Regions from separate parts of the Mus musculus genome. Here all the other regions are linked to region 1. Evidence: chromatin contacts called from ENCODE POLR2A ChIA-PET data. All regions are on one chromosome and are shown on one strand. The core of a region is the stretch at or near the end of the contact, and the rest is flanking DNA. Distances in the headings are between cores, read along the strand shown. Region 1 holds the start of Rpl13a (ribosomal protein L13A). Region 2 overlaps Prr12 (proline rich 12). Region 3 holds the start of Kash5 (KASH domain containing 5).

Region 1 (3,543 bases), core at 264-2,763:
GAAATGTTGATGCCTTCACAGCGTACGACCACCACCTTCCGGCCTAGAGTTAACAGGGAGTTGGAGATTAGTCAGCAAAGCCTCTTGGAAGGCAGATCTCTTGCTCCAAAAGTATTTTTAGGCCAGGGGTCCCAAGAAAGCAGGGGCTGGCGAGTCTCAGAGCGGTGCATGGGTTGATCTCACAGTCGTGAGACTCAAACGAAAGATGGTGAGTGTTGCTCATCATGGACTCCCAGGCAAAGGTAAATGGTGAATGAAACTTACCCAGAAGTACCTGCTTGGCCACAATGGCCGCCAGGCGGCCAAGAAGATGGCCTCGGCCATCCAATACCAGAACCTGTGGAAACAAGAATGCTTAGGAAACAGTTTGGCTTCCCCTATTCCAGGTTAGCAACCCGTCAGGATGCCTACTACCCAGATGAAGCAAGTGTCCCAAAGGGCCACTATAGTACTAACAAAGCCTCAGCAGGCATAGGATTCCTATTGTGTATATAAGTTGATTTTTTAAAATGGAACTTCATTTAACCCTTCCAGGCCTCAAATCCCAGGATAGCTGGGATCCAGTGGCACACCGTTCACTCCAAAATTGACCAGACCTGCTTTCAGACTTTAGCCTGTTGTAACTTTTCATCGGATCCTCAGATGCTCAAGCAGAACCTTTCTTATATGCACTCAAAAGAACCCGATTTAGCTAAGCACACATCGTCCTGTGATTCTGAGCAGTGCAGACTGGATTACAAAGCTAAATCCCGTCTCAGGCATGGAGGCACATGTCTGCATCCCAACCCAAACTACAGAAGAAGCCCATTCCACAGCCACCCTGTTTATTGCTGTTACTGGAGGGTCTCCGGAACTTCCCAAGTTCTTTTTAAAGGGCAAAACTGTCCCAAACAGCACCATTTACTTCCTGAGCAGCAACCTGTCAAGGAATCTAAAGTCAGGAGGAAGGTACAGGCAATTCCTGACCAGCCTCAAAATGAAGAGGTTCCTGCTTCAGTCGGGTGAATAAGTAATATTTAAAGTCTGTCTTATCAATCTCCCCAATTCTGAAGAACACCGAAAACACCCTCAAAAGGCCTACAAGCCTTCAGATCAGATGTTACAGGAATCCGGTGCCCTAAAGTCATGCAAAGCAGGAGCCTGCGACAGTTTCTCCTTATCTTACATACATACACCAGGCATGAGAGATTGCAAGCTCCCCGCACCCCAACGCCTGAGATTACAACCTGTAAAAGTTGTTTCTGGTGTTGGAACCCCAGCCCCACTCCCGTCTTCCCCAGAAAACCCGCTGCATTTCCATCGCCCCATACCTAGGCAGCCGCGGCTTGTTACGCCCGTTACACAGTCCCCTCGCGTGAGACGTTTGCTAAGTCCCATCGCACAAGCGGCGGGGAGCAGTGGCCCCTCACTGCGCTCCCGCCTGGCACCCACCCGACCCCACACCGCCCGGCGCGCGCAGAGTCCGAACCTGCCCCTCCGCCATCTTCGGCAGCCGCCTGGGAAAGGAGGAGGTCTTGTCGCAGGGTTTCTTATCCCTTGCTGCAGGGGCGGAGGAAGTGACGCAGACGGCTCGAACCGAAGAGTTTCCGTCTTCTAATTGGTCGAAGCGGTGAGTGCGCGTCTATCGAGGCGGGCCATTTTTATTTTGTCCAATCAGAATGTCGCCTGAGTTGGCTCTTGGCGGCCATGACTGTGCGGGGCGGGATGTCACGTGGGTTTCGGAGCGGCTTCAGCCGTACAATGCCGGCCAAGCCGCAGCCGCCATATTTGAAGGGATCGCTCTTCTCCGTTCCGGTGTCTGCCATGTGCAGCGCCATTACTCCCATCAAGTGATGGCGGCTGCAGAACATGTGGTGTCCATGAGGGGGCGAGCATAGTCCCTGTCGGCCCTTCAGAGCTGCTCGTGCAGCGGTCCCTCCCCTCAACCCCACAGTGGGCTGACCATCGCTGGCTGTCCTGAACCTGGGAGTCTCGGGTGGAGGAAGCCTTCCAACGGGTGGAGGAAGCCTTCCTGGATGGAGGAGGATGGGGTGAATGAGGGGCTTTGAGGGTCCCGAGACGCAGACGCCCTCACTCGCTTCTATCCCCAAAGGCCTTTGTTTCCGTGACTGTTGTCCGCGCTGCCCTCCCGTCTGTGCGCCTCTAACCGCCCGCCTCCGAAGGGAAATAACTAACCAAAAGACTGTTGGCTATCAAAGACTCGTTTTGTCCTGAAAACCTCCCTAACCAGCCGAGCCTGAGTCGAGTCCTCCTGTAGGTGCCAGCACCGTTTGCTTGCTTGTTACACTTTGGGGCTATGGTTTTGGGGAATTGAGTTGCGTCTGCACATCAAATTCCCATGGGGCGTGCCCTGTGCTGACCCTGGGCTACTGGAGGCCTCGGAAAACAAATAGAATCTTTTGTCGTTGGTTTGGGTTTCTGACGTAAGATTTCTGCAATCCTGGCTGACCTTAAATTTAAGATCCTGCCTCAGCTTCTGGAAAGCCAACAAACCAAGATTTTGAAACCTAAAAGGTGCACCTATTCCCTGTCCTATCCACAGACAGACCCGGATGAGCTGGTTAAAAAAAAAAAAATTATATACAAGTACATGGGGGCAAGAATGGGGTGAGTGGGACTTTTGGTGAGTTGTGATGTCTCCATCCTCGGCAAAGAGCTGGCGGGGTCGGAGCAGTGAGGTCCAAAAGGGGGCTAGTCTCCACCCAAATGTCTGTGTGTCCAGGCTGTGTCTGTCGGGTGACTCCTGCTTCGCCTCAGTATCCTCTGTAAAAGGGGGTGATCAATGGTCCCTGAGGACTGGAGTTCTCACGTGACACTCTACCACTGATCTACGCCCCCAGCCCAGCCCCTCGCCGCTCCCCTCCCCCCCCTCTTAGGTTAGCTTCGGACTTCTATGTAACAGTAGATAACCCAGAATCCCTGATCTTTCTGCCTCTTCTCCAGAGTGCTAAGGAATACAGACAGATTTACACCGCAAACTTTGCTCCATGTCTTTTTTTTTGGAGGTTTTAGGGGCAGGCCTGGTGGCTCACCTGTCTCGGAGGAGGCAGAAGCAGGTCGATCTCTTGAGTTCCCAGCCAACCTGGTCTCCAGAGTCAGTTCCAGGTCAGATAGAGCTAAGTGAGACCCCGTTTTAAAAGAAACCAGATCTTGGCCTTCAAGCTGGGTTAATGGGTAAAGAAGGCCTCTGCTGCCAAGTTTGACCACTTGAGTTCCATCCCTGGGACCAACATGGTGAAAGGAGAGAACCAGCTACCCACAAGTTGTCCTCTGACTTATATACAGGTGCCATAATACACTTTGCCTGCTCCCCATGTGTAATTTTTTTCAATTTATTGGGGGGGGGGTCTGGTGTAATTTCTTTAAAAAGATGAATTACTTTCAGGTGTGGTAGAACACACCTGTGACCCCAGCACTCCAGAGGTAGAGACCGGAGGATTGCACCCACATTCCAGGCCATCGGAGCTACATAGACCCTATCTCAAAAACTAATAAATAGAGTTGGTTTTACAGACATGTATCACTATGGCTGTGTGTTTCAGA
Region 2 (3,543 bases), core at 595-3,094, 80 kb before region 1:
CCCTCCATGCACAAGACTTTAGAACTTGAGTCCTGCCACCCTGTCTGCACATGAACATCACAACATTTTATCTCATGGAAACACCGGAATTCTAGGTGACTCTGGTGCTTTTTAATGAGACAACCACAACTCTTGATGCCTAGGGCATCTGACACCTCCAGTCTCACAGAGTCCATCCCAACCCCTCCCACACCCAGTCCCCCTCACCTTAAGTGGCTTCAGGGGCTCCAACCGGGTACCTCCCATTTCCTCAGCCTTCCTGCCTCTGCCCCTGCCCCGGCCCCGAGGTTTCTTGGCCCCATCAGTGGTTATGGAGGCTGGCCCCGCCATGGCAGGGCCCTCCAGTGGACGAATCCTGGGCCTCCCCCTGGGTCGGGGAGGGCCATCGCGCTTTGCCTTGGTGGGCTTGCGGCCACGGCGACGCGGGCCGTCAGGACCAGGGTTGGGTGGGCAAAAGTCTATATCTCCCAGTGGTGAGAGGGCTGGTCTGGAGCGACAACTAGACACCAGATCGGGCAGGCGCCTTGGGTTTAGGCGGATATCTGCGGGCACATCGGCTTTGTCCTCATCAGCCTCGAACTCATATTCCTGTGCATACAGCTTCTTGGGCGTCTGGAAGGGGGGGTCTCGGCGCCGCAGCAGGTGAAATGAGGATGTCTTCAGCAGCTTCTTTGGCTTGGTTGAACAGAAGATGGGCGAGGTGAGGCCACCCTTGGGCTCAGAGACAGGTGGTGGTGGCGGTGGTGGCGGCGGCGGCGGCGGTGCTGACTGGTGTGGCCCGCTCTGGATCAGGCCCAGTGGCTCTGCATTGACTGTGGAGGGAAGCTCAGGAGGTTTGTTGTGATCCAGACCCAGGCCTGGAGTCTCTGGTCCAGTTCCTGATGCCCGGCCTCCACAGTAGGGTCCATAGGGATCATAAGCAGTGGGACCAGGGGGTGGACCAGCACCAGTCTTGGGGTCTCCATCATCTTCGGTCTGTCCGGCCTTGCCATAGTCATCGGCTGCCCCTCCACCAAACATCTCCTCCATGGTGGGAAAAAAGCTGCGCTCCTCGTCCTGAAGCAATGAGTCGGGGAAGCAGATAGACGTGAGGGGTACAAACCGCGGTGCCTTGGTCCCTTGAGGGCTGGGGCTTCTGTAGGCGCCTGCAGGATCTTTGCCCTCCGAGTTAGGTGGTCCCACACCAGGGTCCCCAGGCCCTGACGGCAATGGTTCCAGAGCCCCGAGCAGTTCTTGCATGGCTCCAGGAGGCTCCAGACTCTCCTCGGGTCGTAAGCGAGGGCTTGGGGCTGTGGGCTCCAGGCCGTGGCCGCGGAGGTGGGCTTCAAGCTGCAGAGGCATAGGTGGTGGGGGTGGGGGCGGCGGCTGGGGCGCCCCATCCCGGGTGGCTGGCTCAAGGAGGTGGACGCCGACTTTGGGGGCGCTAGGTGAGGGGCTGGGGGCATGGCTGAGCACAGAAGGGAGGAGCTGGGGAGGAGGTGGAGGCAGCACCATGGGAAGGTCAGGACCTCCAGCCTCCAAGAGGAGGCCATGGGGCGCTGGCTGGGTTGCCTGGGCCGAGGGTGGTGGGGGAGGTGGGCTCTTCTGCAAGAAGGCTCCCAGCTCCTTGGCACCGGCTCCATAGTGAACGACTGAGGTGGCTAGTCCCTCGGGAGTTTCGCCACCCCGTTCTGGCCCCTTCTTCTTGTCCTTCATCCTCCCCAGGCCCAACTCCAGGGCGGCCGTGGCACCCTCATCCAGACTGGCACTAGTCCGGATGACGCTCTGCAGGTGGTACCTCTGGGGATCTTCCTTGGCTAATTCATATGGTGTGCCTGGCGCTCCTCCAGCTCCACCACTGCCACCGAGTCCCTTAGCGGCATCGGCAGGACCATCCTCACCCACCAAGCCGTCTGCCCCTGAGGTCCGAGGTGGGCTAGGTGCCTGGAGCAGGTGCTGAATGAGAAACTCTTCGTCTTCCGTGCGCTCGGCGGCAGAACCACCAGGGCCGGCAAGCAGCTCTGAGCCATCACCTTTTCCCTTGTAGCCGCCTGCTCCAGCTGCATAGCTGCTAGCTCCAGGGGGCGCCAGGAACGGAGCTGAGGCTAAGACCGAACTTAAGTATTTGCCAGGGGCTCCTGGAGAGCCAACGCCTGGAGGGCGGCCAGTAGCAGGCGGTGACTGGAGGGGTCGGATAATATGAGATGGGCTAGCCTCCCCACCACCTCCCAGAGAGCTGGGTCCCCAGCCGCCTCCGTGGCCTGAGAGAGCAGGGGAGTGACCAGTACTGTAGCTGAGGGAAGGGCTGGCTGTGGGCAGCCCCTGTGAATGGGCAGCTGGCCCTGGGTAAGGCTCACTCTGTACCCCATAGAGCTGACCCTGAAGCTGGTCTGGAGAGTAACTCTGACAGGTAGCCAGGCCAGGAGGCGGGGGACCGCTAGGGGGCTGCGGAGGACCCCCAGAATAGCTAGGGCCTTTGCTCAAGTCCTGTGCTTGACCCCCTCCAAATCCTTGCCCGTAGGCTTGAGGGCCCAGAAGCCCTTGGGGCTGGCCAGGGGAATATGCCTGGCTCCCAGCCCCACCAGCCCCAGAGGCTTTCCCAGCGGCATAAGCAGCTGCAGGTCCACCCAGGCTCTGACACTTGGGTGTGGCGGTGGATCGAGGTGGCGGTGGCCTGGTGGCACCCCCCGTGGCTGGTCCATAACCTCCCTTACTCGTCTTGTAACCGGGGGACTGGATGATGGGGCGGTACCCTCCCCCACCCCCAGCCGCACCTCCCCCAGCAGTCTCCGGGCCTGTAGCCCGGCCAGCTGCTCCAGCTGTGGCTCCACTAGGCCCACCCTTGCTAGGTTCTCCAGCACCCGGAGAAGGTTCCCCACCTCCCAAAGGGCTGCAAGCCAAGCTGGCCCGGTGGCCCATTGAGGGATAGCTGCCTCCGCAGCTCAGATAGTGCTGCAGGGAATGGGCTGGTGGTGGGGGCGGTGGGGGCTGGGCACTGGCCGGCCGCTGATAGTGTTTGATGACCGTGTCCTGTCGGGGCAGGGCCCGCTCCGGCGGTGGACCGGGGGCAGCACCCGAGAAGTTGTAGAGCTGGGGGGACGAGGGCTCGGCAGCAGTGGCAGCAGAAGAGGAAGCCAGCAGATTGAACTGAGTCGGGAGGTGGCGGGGAGGTGGAGGTGGATCTGGGGGACCAGGACGGTAAGGGGGAGTCTGAGCAGGGCCGAGGCCAGCAGGCCCCAAGACACCACCCCCTGCCAGGCGCTCGAAACCCAATGACGAGGGCACTGTAGGTGCCTGGGAAGGCTTCAAGTGGAGCACATCATGAGGGGACAAGAGCCCATTAGCAGGAGGACTGAAGGGTGGATCCTGGAGGCTGAGGGATGAGGGCACTGGGAAGGGGCGGCTGCCGAAGGAAGCCGGGTGCTGGTAGGCAGACAGGGCAGAGGAAGACGGGAAGGTGCTGGAACCTGGGAGGGCACCAGAGATGAAGAGTTCCGTGGGGCCCGGTGTGTGCATGGCTAGGGATGAAGAAGACCATTGGTCAGAGCGGACCACGAGACAGCC
Region 3 (3,543 bases), core at 348-2,847, 76 kb after region 1:
TGGACTAGAATTCAAGGGCTGCATTTCTGGGGTGTCACTAGATTTCAGAGTCCCCGGCGGAACTTGTAGGGCAACTACAGATTTCTAAAGTATCAGATAGGACTTGAACACCAAATCTCCACCAAGATTTCAGAGGAAAAGTCTCTGACAGGTTTTTGAGGGAGACTCTGATGGGATATCTAGAAGATCCTAGCGGCTGGCGTGGTGGGCTACACCTGTGATACCAGCACTCAGGAGGCTGAGGCAGCAGGATCCAAGGTTTTGAGTAGAGTCTGGGCAATTTACTGAAGCCCTAGAGAGTCCCTGGAGGGTAGCTTAGTCGTTAAGAGGACTAACAGTTTACTCTTCCAGATAGATATGGGTTGGAATCCCACTACACACATGTGAACTCCTCCTCATCTGCAATTTTAGTTCAGAGGGATACAAAACCACCTGGTCTCCACAGGCACATACCTGACACACATACAAACATGCCGGCAAAATACTCAAAAACAAACAAACAAACAAAAAACCCCAACAACAACAAAAACCAAAAACACCCAAACAAAAGCCAGGCAGTGGTGGTGCACACCTTTAATCCCAGCACGTGGGAACCAGAAGCACACAGGCCAGCCTGGTCTACAGAGAGAGTTCCAGGACAGTCAATGCTACACAAAGAAACCCTGTCTCAAAACAAAAACACCTACCCTACCCACAAAAACAAAATAGATTAAGTGTTAGGTTTCAAAAGTTCTAGAAGATTGCAGTTGGGCACATCTGGGAGAGCTGTAATCCTAAAACTGGGGAATGAGGATCATGAGGTCGTGGCCAGCCTGGGCAGCACTTGGAGGGTCTGTCTCAAACAAAAATAGAAAACAAGCAACAAAAAGCAACCGGAAGTTTCAAGAGTCTGACAGGATTGCCGAAGTTGCCACTAGAATTTTCCTGAGGAAGCCGGTCACGGTGGCGCACGCCTTTAATCCCAGCGCTCGGGAGGCAGAGGCAGGAGGATTTCGGAGTTCGAGGCCAGCCTGGTCTACAGAGTGAGTTCCAGGTCAGCCAGGGCTACACAGAGAAACCTTGTCTCAAAACTTGGGGCGTTTTTGAAGGAGCTGGCAGGTGATGTTACCGGGGAACCTGCCATGAAAGTCGCCACAGGCAGGGCGTACCTGGAGTCGGGACTCAGTTGAGGGACACCAGCGACGAACGGCGGTTGCGAATGTCACGGAAGAGGCGTGTTCACACGCGCCTTTTCCCGCCAGAAATGCAAATGAGCCGGCCTCCTGCAAGTCCCGCCCTCTCAGGCTCTTGTACTCACGCAAGCGCACTCCGAGTGGATGGCGCCCGGGTCTCTCCTTACGAAGACCCTTGAGCTGGCGCATGCGTAGAGCTTCTCGGGAGGATAGGCTGGACCTGAGGATCGAGTGCATGCGCACTAGTGGGGCTAGCGGTGATGGCGCGATATTATCGGCAGCTTTCTTCTGCGGTACAAAAATCCTTTCCTTCTGCTTGACAAAATAGGGCCAAGCAGGAGAGAGTTCAACCGAAGGACTCCCTGTTCATCCTTTTCTTCTTGTCAGTCTTTGAACCAAGTTCTTTCTTTTGGGTCTGGCTCGCCCGCCACTGTCACAATGATGCGCAGTCTGGTCCAGCCTCACTTCCGCTCCATTCCCTCCCCCCCCCCCGCCCCCCGCATTAATAGGTACCCAAGCTGTTTTCCCAAACTATTATAGTTTCTACTTACTGCTTAGCTATGTAGCCCAGGATGGCTTCGGACTTGAAGCAATCACCCTGCCTCAGTCCATGCCTGTGGACTATTCGAACTTTTTTATTATTAAGGGTCCAACAGCCGGGCGTGGTGGTGCACGCCTTTAATCCCAGCACTTGGGAGGCAGAGGCAGGCAGATTTCTGAGTTCGAGGCCAGCCTGGTCTACAAAGTGAGTGCCAGGTCAGCCAGGGCTACACAGAGAAACCCTGTCTCGAAAAAGCCAAAAAAAAAAAAAAAAAAAAACCAAACCAAAAAAGAGTAAAGACACTTGCCACCCATCCCGGTGATCGATCTGAGAAGAATCCCCAGGACCCACATGGTGCAAGGAGGGCCCCTGAATTCCACATGCAGACCCTATCATGTTCACTTTCCTACCCCTTGCTGTTTAAAAACACATGCATGTAATGATAAGGACTGGGCATGTAGCTCAGGGGTACGGTGTTTGACTGAGGGTGCCCTCATTCAATCCCTAGGGCCTAGTGAATTGGGCAGGGTAGTGTACCAGTACTCGGGAGGTAGAGGCAAAAAGTGCAAGGTCTTTCTCACCTTACTGACCATCAGACCCTGTGTGTGCTGTTTAGTTTTTTGTTGCCTTGACAAAAGCCAGAGTCATCTGAAAACCTCAACTGAAAAGTTACCCTGTCAGTAGGCAAGCCTGTGGGGATATTTTCTTGGTTAATGAGTGATGTGGATGGCAGCCCACTGTGGGCAAGACCACCCCTGGGAAGGTGCTTCTGGGTTGTATGAAAAAAAACAAAACAAAACCCTGAGCAAGCTTCAGTTCCTCCTTCGAGCCCCTACCCTGCCTCTTCTCTGTGATGGACTGTGATCTATCACAAGATGAAATAGACTCCCCAAGTTGTTTTTGATCATGGTGCTCACCCCAAGTTGTTTTTGATCGTGGTGCTCACGCACCGCAGCAGTAGAAAGCAAACTAGGACGCCTGGTCTAGATGAAAGGTCTGCCGGGTGTTTTCAGGACAACTTGTGGTGCATTCTGGACCCTGTTAGCTTTGTCCCTATTATCAACATCCATTCCTGGGGCTGGAAACATAGACCACTGTTTAAGAGCAATGGATGTTTTTCCAGAACACCTGAGATGGATTCCCAGCATCCACATTGCAGGCCACTCAGGACACAGAAGCAGGGAGTTTGACTGGGCTTATCCCATACTGCCTCTGGGGTGGATGCTGGGCTGTAAGGAAGTGACATTGCTCCCAGGGTGGGAAAGCCAGAGCTCCTTCTGGGGTCCCAGGCCTGTGACAAGGCCAGGGTTGTGGGGTTCTCAGACTCTTGGAAATCCTGGCACGGCTGGGAGTCCTGGAAGAGCAGGGGCCTGAGGTCTGGGGACAGCATCTAGCCTGGAGCCTGGGGCAGGGGTTGGGGGAGAAGGGGAACTCCAGCTAGTCTCACAGGGATTATTGTCCTTATCTTGGTAAGGGAAGGAGGTTGTGACTGGGAGCGCAGAGAAGCCTTCTATGGGGGAGTGGGTTGTGGCTCTGAAGGTGAAGGCCTTCTTCATGGCTCCCACAGCAGATCTTGATGAAAAGAGACAGTCTATGATTCTAAACAGTTTATTGTCATGGCGGAAAATGGATGTGTAAAATCATACCTCAAACTCAGAAATCCGCCTGCCTTTGCCTCCCGAGTGCTGGGATTAATGGCATGCGCCACCATGCCCAGCTTGACACATTTATGTGCGAAGCATGGCATGTGTTCCAAGTCAGGAGTCTGTGGGTGGGGTGGGGGAGCAGGGAGTCGCCTAAGCCTCAGGTGTGCACAGAGTCTCTGGGTCT

Evidence for each region. ChIA-PET counts read pairs that join two places held with the same protein, here RNA polymerase II (POLR2A).
Region 2: POLR2A ChIA-PET joins it to region 1 with 13 read pairs in embryonic stem cell. The contact joins the enhancer-like site here to the promoter of Rpl13a in region 1. POLR2A ChIA-PET finds 5 or more read pairs at or near these places in 4 of 5 experiments (Patski and embryonic stem cell).
Region 3: POLR2A ChIA-PET joins it to region 1 with 12 read pairs in embryonic stem cell. The contact joins the promoter of Kash5 here to the promoter of Rpl13a in region 1. POLR2A ChIA-PET finds 5 or more read pairs at or near these places in 3 of 5 experiments (Patski and embryonic stem cell).

What each region holds. Positions count from the first base shown.
Region 1 is chr7:45,127,232-45,130,774 of GRCm38, forward strand. It overlaps Rpl13a (ribosomal protein L13A), which reads right to left and starts at 1,514. Exons shown (of 8, transcript NM_009438.5): 1 at 1,469-1,514; 2 at 265-337; 3 at 1-43. The coding sequence starts at 1,483. It overlaps Snord32a (small nucleolar RNA, C/D box 32A), which reads right to left and starts at 232; the gene lies at 152-232.
Region 2 is chr7:45,046,632-45,050,174 of GRCm38, forward strand. It overlaps Prr12 (proline rich 12), which reads right to left. Exons shown (of 14, transcript NM_175022.3): 4 at 208-3,497. Among named protein-coding and RNA genes, the nearest start is that of Prr12, 4.9 kb to the right of the region's middle. Within about 2 kb of position 1,845, at least 1 of the 3 ENCODE cell types and tissues checked has a DNase peak (open chromatin) inside an H3K27ac peak, as active enhancers do.
Region 3 is chr7:45,203,295-45,206,837 of GRCm38, forward strand. It overlaps Kash5 (KASH domain containing 5), which reads right to left and starts at 1,598. Exons shown (of 20, transcript NM_201374.2): 1 at 1,298-1,598. The coding sequence starts at 1,409.